2 separate regions of the Homo sapiens genome follow, and region 2 is linked to region 1. A link is an interaction called in ENCODE POLR2A ChIA-PET data of the cell type or tissue named here. Cell type or tissue: Panc1. All regions are shown on one strand. Links, peaks and the distances in the headings refer to the core of each region. The heading gives the core; the rest is flanking DNA. Region 1 has its middle 130 kb from the start of LINC01121. Region 2 overlaps SRBD1 (S1 RNA binding domain 1).

The links. ChIA-PET counts read pairs that join two places held together with the same protein. Peaks named below come from ENCODE experiments on the same cell type or tissue, not always from the same donor. Only the 100,000 strongest peaks of a DNase experiment are listed, where the experiment ranks them.
Region 2: POLR2A ChIA-PET joins it to region 1 with 10 read pairs; 2 of 35 experiments call an interaction of 5 or more read pairs at or near these places.

What each region holds. Positions count from the first base shown.
Region 1 is chr2:45,379,195-45,382,120 of GRCh38, reverse strand. No RefSeq gene overlaps it. Among named protein-coding and RNA genes, the nearest start is that of LINC01121, 130 kb to the right of the region's middle. In Panc1, for the core only: no CTCF peak of the experiment used is centred there; a DNase peak (open chromatin) is centred at 1,430.
Region 2 is chr2:45,535,507-45,538,432 of GRCh38, reverse strand. The region is part of intron 14 of SRBD1 (S1 RNA binding domain 1); the gene reads left to right. Among named protein-coding and RNA genes, the nearest start is that of SRBD1, 74 kb to the left of the region's middle. In Panc1, for the core only: no CTCF peak of the experiment used is centred there; no DNase peak of the experiment used is centred there.

The DNA of each region.
Region 1 (2,926 bases), core at 223-2,722:
ACTCACATTCTTTGTTTCACAGGGTTAAGGTGATTTTATGAAGCTAAAACTCAAGATGCCCAGTTTAGTCAAATCTGATGTAATTTGCTACTTTAGTTACCAAAATAATTGAATTTCCAACGAAGCACACTGTCATTTGACCTGTATTATCACCCACAAGAAACAGCAAGTTATTTTGGACTATTTGTTATAACTGTATTTTTATGATTTTTCCTGATTGAAAAAGTAATATGTGTAGTCTAAAAGGCAGGAATAATGAAATACGAAAGTTGGAAAATAAAAATCTCCTCTGCTAAGTAGCCACCTTCTAGAGTTTTCGTACATCCCTGTCCCTTTTTCTATGCATATGTTCCTTCGTAAAGATTTTTAACAAACTGGCATCATATGTACACTGTTCTCTTTCTCTTTGTAATTGGGCATGTATGTGTTCCCATGTCAGTACCTACATATCTACCTTAATATGTTTCATTGTGTGTGTGTAAACAATTGCAAACAGTGCTGCGGTGAGCACCATCGTACATTGTCCTGGTGGTACCGCTCTGTCAAAGAATATGCACATTTAAAGGTCAGTGGCTATTGTGAACCCCCTACCACCACCACCAACACAGTAAGGTTAAATATTTTTTCATGACTTTTTGTTTCAATTGTATGAGCACATATATGTGTATTGGTACTGGGTTAAAATGTAAAATATAGTCTTTATTGTGGATTGAGGTTTTAAAAAATGAAAGTCAAAACTGGGAGACACTTTTCTCTATGGTAAGAACTCTTGCTGTTCCCCTGCTCAGCATGGTACCTCACACTACAGAGCCTTTGTAGATGTCATTCCTTTTGCCTGAAACGGCCTCCCCTCTCTCTCACTTCCACCCGTTTATCAGGTCCCAGTATTGGATCTTACCTCAGAGGGCATTTTCTCCCAGACTAAATCAAGTTCACTATTACAGGCTCTCCTTATACTACATGACTTTCCTTCATTTCCTGCACATATACATTTCTGTACATGGTAACAGCATGTAATTAACGTCTTCCTCTGAGGACTCTCTGAGGACAGCAACCTTTAATATCTGCCACTATTTGTGATAATCAGGAAACTCACCACCCCCTTTTTATTAATTCCTTCTCTGATTTTGCCCCTATCTTCATCAGACCTGCGTCTTCCATCTTTTCCTTTGATTCCTCTAGATATAGTGTTTGGCCTTGAGCTCTGTCTTAGCTCTTAGCTCATTTTTTTGAGAAAACAGAGCATGAAAAAGGCATATGTACTCATACTTTATTGGGGGTTATAATCCCAGAGCAGGAAGAAGAAGGGAAAAAAGGAAGTGAGCCAGGAAGCAGAGAAAGCAAATACAAAGTGCTGTGTTACTTAGCTAGTCATAGACTCATAAGAAAACATTGCCAGTTTCTTAGTCACCAGGTTGTCATGGAAGAAGCTCTGTGGTATGATGGTGGCACAGAACAGTGGAAGGGTGGAAGGAAGGTAGGGAAGAGAATTCATTGGCTGTCTCCCTCCTGACTCCTGTTTCTTTCTTACTAGTTAATGTTCACCTTACCAGGCATTGATTCCTCCATACTTCAAGGTTTTATTACTTGGCTTCTGTGGACAGCTGCTAAGGAAGTAGAACCAGTTGAGTCAGACCCTTGTGCTTGAGCTACTTTGGATCCCACAGCAGCAGGTGAGAAGGAGACCACACTGAAGTCTGGTCCTTACCACCCCCAGCTAAGGTGAGACAGCATGCACCGTGACTGTAGTAGCAAACAGGCTTCCCATGGAGCCACTGGCTGAGGACAGGGGTGGGAGGGATACAGGCAAGACCGAGTAAATAGTGGATTATGGGGCTTTGAGCGAGCTTCATAAACCAGTCCAGTACAGCTTCCAGAGCATTAGAATTGAGTCTTTCAAACTAACTTAGCTTACCTGAACTGCCCCCCACTCTTCCACCCCAATTGTTTTTTGCTCCTGTTCTCTACTTGTGGAACTCAACTCTAACCCGTGCAACCCAACCAGCTCCAAGGCAATCCAGTCCCAGAACCTTATCCCTGGCCTCACAATTTGTTGCAGCACCAGGTGACCAAGGCGCCAAAACTTCTCTTATTTCTTCATTGTTTACAAGGTTCCCTTGGATCATTTCCCTCCCACCTAGATCTCCAAGAGCACTGAGCAGCGGCTGCATATCCATTAAAGAAAGAAAATTAGAAATTCTGGGCAGTGGGGAGATCTCTCTGGCTCATGGAGAGTTTGGCTCTTGTGTGATTGATACTGGAAGCTGTTGGAGTTGAAAATGAATGAGTCAGGGGCCAAGAAAACTAAAACTGACAATTGGCCCTTAACCCATCACATCTTTCAAACAAGAAAACATACCCTCCATGCCCCTGTCCTCCTAAGATAAAAACATCAAAAACCCTAGGAGAGTATATGCAAAACTAGACTGTGTATGTCTAATTTGACAAAGGGTTATTTAAAAATAAATTGCTCAGGGCAAAGCACAGATCAAGAGAGTTCCTTTGGGCTTTGGCCAACTCTTCGCTAATACAGTTTGCTGGCCTGAGTGAATAGGGCCAGAACCAAAGAAAATAGTCTGCAATCAAAAATTTTGTGTCTAGAAACTTTCCCTTGCACAATCTTGCTCTTTTGCTAACAGTTTTATTGAGATATAATTCACATATCATACAATTCACATATTTAAAGGGTACCAATCAATGGTTTTGAATATATTCAAAGAGTTCTGCAACCATTACAATACATATTATCATTTTCATCACCCCATCAAGAGAACCTGTACCCCCATTAGCAGACAACTACTTTGTCTCTATGGATTGGCCTATTCTGGACATTTCATATAAATGCAGTCATACAGTACGTGGTCTTTTGCAACTGGCTTCTCTCACTTAGTGTAATGTTTTCAAGGTTCATTCCTGTTGTAGCATG
Region 2 (2,926 bases), core at 283-2,782, 160 kb before region 1:
ATGTAGTTAGTGTCCTCTCTCTTTTCCTCTTTGTTATTCTTATTTTCCCTAACTCACTAGCTGAATTTTCTGATCCCTCTAAGTTTAGTCCTCAGAGTGGAGTAGCATGGGAAAAAAGAGCATGGTCTTAGGAAGTGGGACCAGTTGCATTCTGGGGTAAGGCCCTCTGGGTGGCCCAAATACAATTGCTGATGCTTCCTTTCATGGGGTGTTATGAAGAATTTTTCTATTTTTGTTTTCTGAGATTTCCCTTGCAAGGAAGCTGTGATGTAGCTGATATCTTCTTTGGTTGACTGGTTATGGCTTTCCTTCTCTCGCCCTGGGCTTCAGACCAGCCATTCTCATCTGCGTTACTTCGCTGCTCAGTCCTCTTGGACAGAATCTGTTGAAAGCCTACCATACACTTCTTCCTGCAGGCCCATTTGGCTCATACCTCCTTGCCTGCTCTCCAATGGGTATCAACAGCTTATCCTTAGCACAGCTGTCTCCCTTTTAAATTTTCTCTCTCATACCTTAGGCTTGCACCTATTCTCTTTCTTACCCATCCTTGCCTTCCTCTTGTACTTTTCTGTGCTGTCAGAGGTAGCTCTTCCTTTTCATTTTTCTAAGGCATGTTTAGCACTCCATACTCTGGGAGCATATGTGAAGCTCATGAAGTGTTCCCAGTAAAGCGCCTTCCACTTGGCATGTGATGGATGAGATATTCTTCTATGTGAAATGTTGAGAGAGCAGGAAAAATGGCATAGCATCCCAATCATCTTCCCAAAGAAATTTTTTCTCTCAAGTCTAACTCTTGTCCCTCCCCCCAAAACACACCCATTTTATAGGACACAGATGAATGATTGCTATTGTTGGCAAAACAGGCCTTTGATGCTTTAGCTAGAACAAAAACATCCCATTACTCCTGTTTCGATCATCCAGTCAGCAGAGTATCCCTCAGAACCAAGACTATGTTACAGGCACAGTATTGTGTGCTGGGAAAGAAAGCAGTACAGGCAAAGTCCCTACCCCTCTTGAAGTTTGCATTCCAATGGAGAAGACAGACAAAAAGATAAGAGTGTGTGTATTTTTATATATGTCAGTTGGTGAAAAATTCTGTATCAAGAATTAAAAGCAAGGTAAGGCGATAGTGACAAGAAGTACAATTTTTAGGTAAGTATAGGTATAACCGATATTCTTGGTATATGAGACACATTTTAAGAAGACTCCAGTGCTGAAGTAAAGTGTGATGAATTTGTGTCCTCCTTTATCCATACTATCCAGATTCATGTTCTCTTTATCCTCATTTTTCTGTGTCGTATGAGCCTATGTTTTTCAGATTGTAACTTGTAACCCATTGGTGAAATGTGAAGTCCATTTAGTGCGTCTTAACCAGCATTTTTAAAAAGTTAAATAGAAAAGAATAGGAAATAGAGGGCATTTCATGCAGTAAGCTAAGTATTGTCTCATGAATATTTGTTTTGGTTACATGTATATATGTGTACTGGGTTGTGATGTGTTTCTTATGGTTGATCATAAAAGTTTGAGGAACATTGCTCTATGAAATTACAGTTTTCAGCCTTTAAAAATGCAAAGTTAAGAGAGAAGATTGGCCCGCAAGAGTCTTTACTGAGAAGTTAGAAAGCTTTTAGAAATAAAATTCAGACTACCTTATACAATTGCAAAAGATCCTCTGAAGGGAAGTAAATAGAGGAATGGTTCTGAGAACACATTGGGATATGTAAGCTGGACAAATGTACTCTTCCAGTAAAATAATGAGCCATGATCCTTACCATATTCCTTGGAAAAAAGTTAAATTAATGGATAGAATTTTCCCAATCTCAATTAAAATTCCTCATGTCAAAGAAAACTTTACAAATACTTTAGTTATTAACACATGATAAAACTTTATTATAATCTTATTTCAAGGCAAAAGGTTTTTAATAGGCCAATTCAGAGATGCACTCTTTGTAACAAAATTTTATGGAAAAGAGAACATAATTCCAGTAGAGAAAAACACAAATAAAAATGTTTGGGTGATTGGTTTGCTAGAACAAGTCTTCTACCTATTAGAGTATGTCAGAAAATTGCTTAAGTATTCTATCAAGTATGTTTTTTTCCCCTAGAAGAAAAAAAAGAAAGGAACCTTTCTTGTATGAATTATGTCATTCATACAAGAAAGTTTCTTTGCCAAACCAAGTTTGGAACAATTTATCTTACATTTATGTATTTTTCTTAATTTGTTGGTGTCTACTAGTAACTAGTATCTGATTTAGCTCTTATATGTTTAATTATATTATATAATATGCAAATATTCTGTTGTGTTCTCAGTAGAGCACATTGACTTCCAGGGGCTTTGCAACCAGAAAAAGATTAGGAACTAAAAGTAAATTAATTTGTATGTATTGACTGCATACTCCCTGCCAGGTGTGGATTTTACAAGGACATATACAAAGCTGAAAGAAGTGTAAGTAACCAAGAATGTGTGTAAGAGGGAAGTTACTGATCTGTTAAAAATAGTTCTGGAAGACCAAAATTTAAGAACTGAATCCCTCCTTTTCCTGCTTCCCCCCATGTATAGCATAAAAGTCTTTTAATGATTATCTTTGGGTAAAGAGAGTTAGAAAAGAAATCTCATTGCTTCTAGATAATATCATAATCCTAATCAGTGGATAAAAGAGTAGACTTGTTCAACTTCTCTTTTGATTTGTGAGATAGGATGATTTGGGGGGCTGAAAAGATGAATAAGTATCAATAAAAGAAAACTAAAACATAATTAAAATAAGATATTAAGAGATCTTCTGTTTCTTATTTTATCTTCTGGCCCAGATGAAACATTTTCTGGAGTTCTGGGTGGACTTGTACCTAAAATTTTGATACCACTATTGGTAATTGTTGAGAAATTGTGGAAGCTTGGAGATGAACTGATGTTATTTTGTTGTTCCAG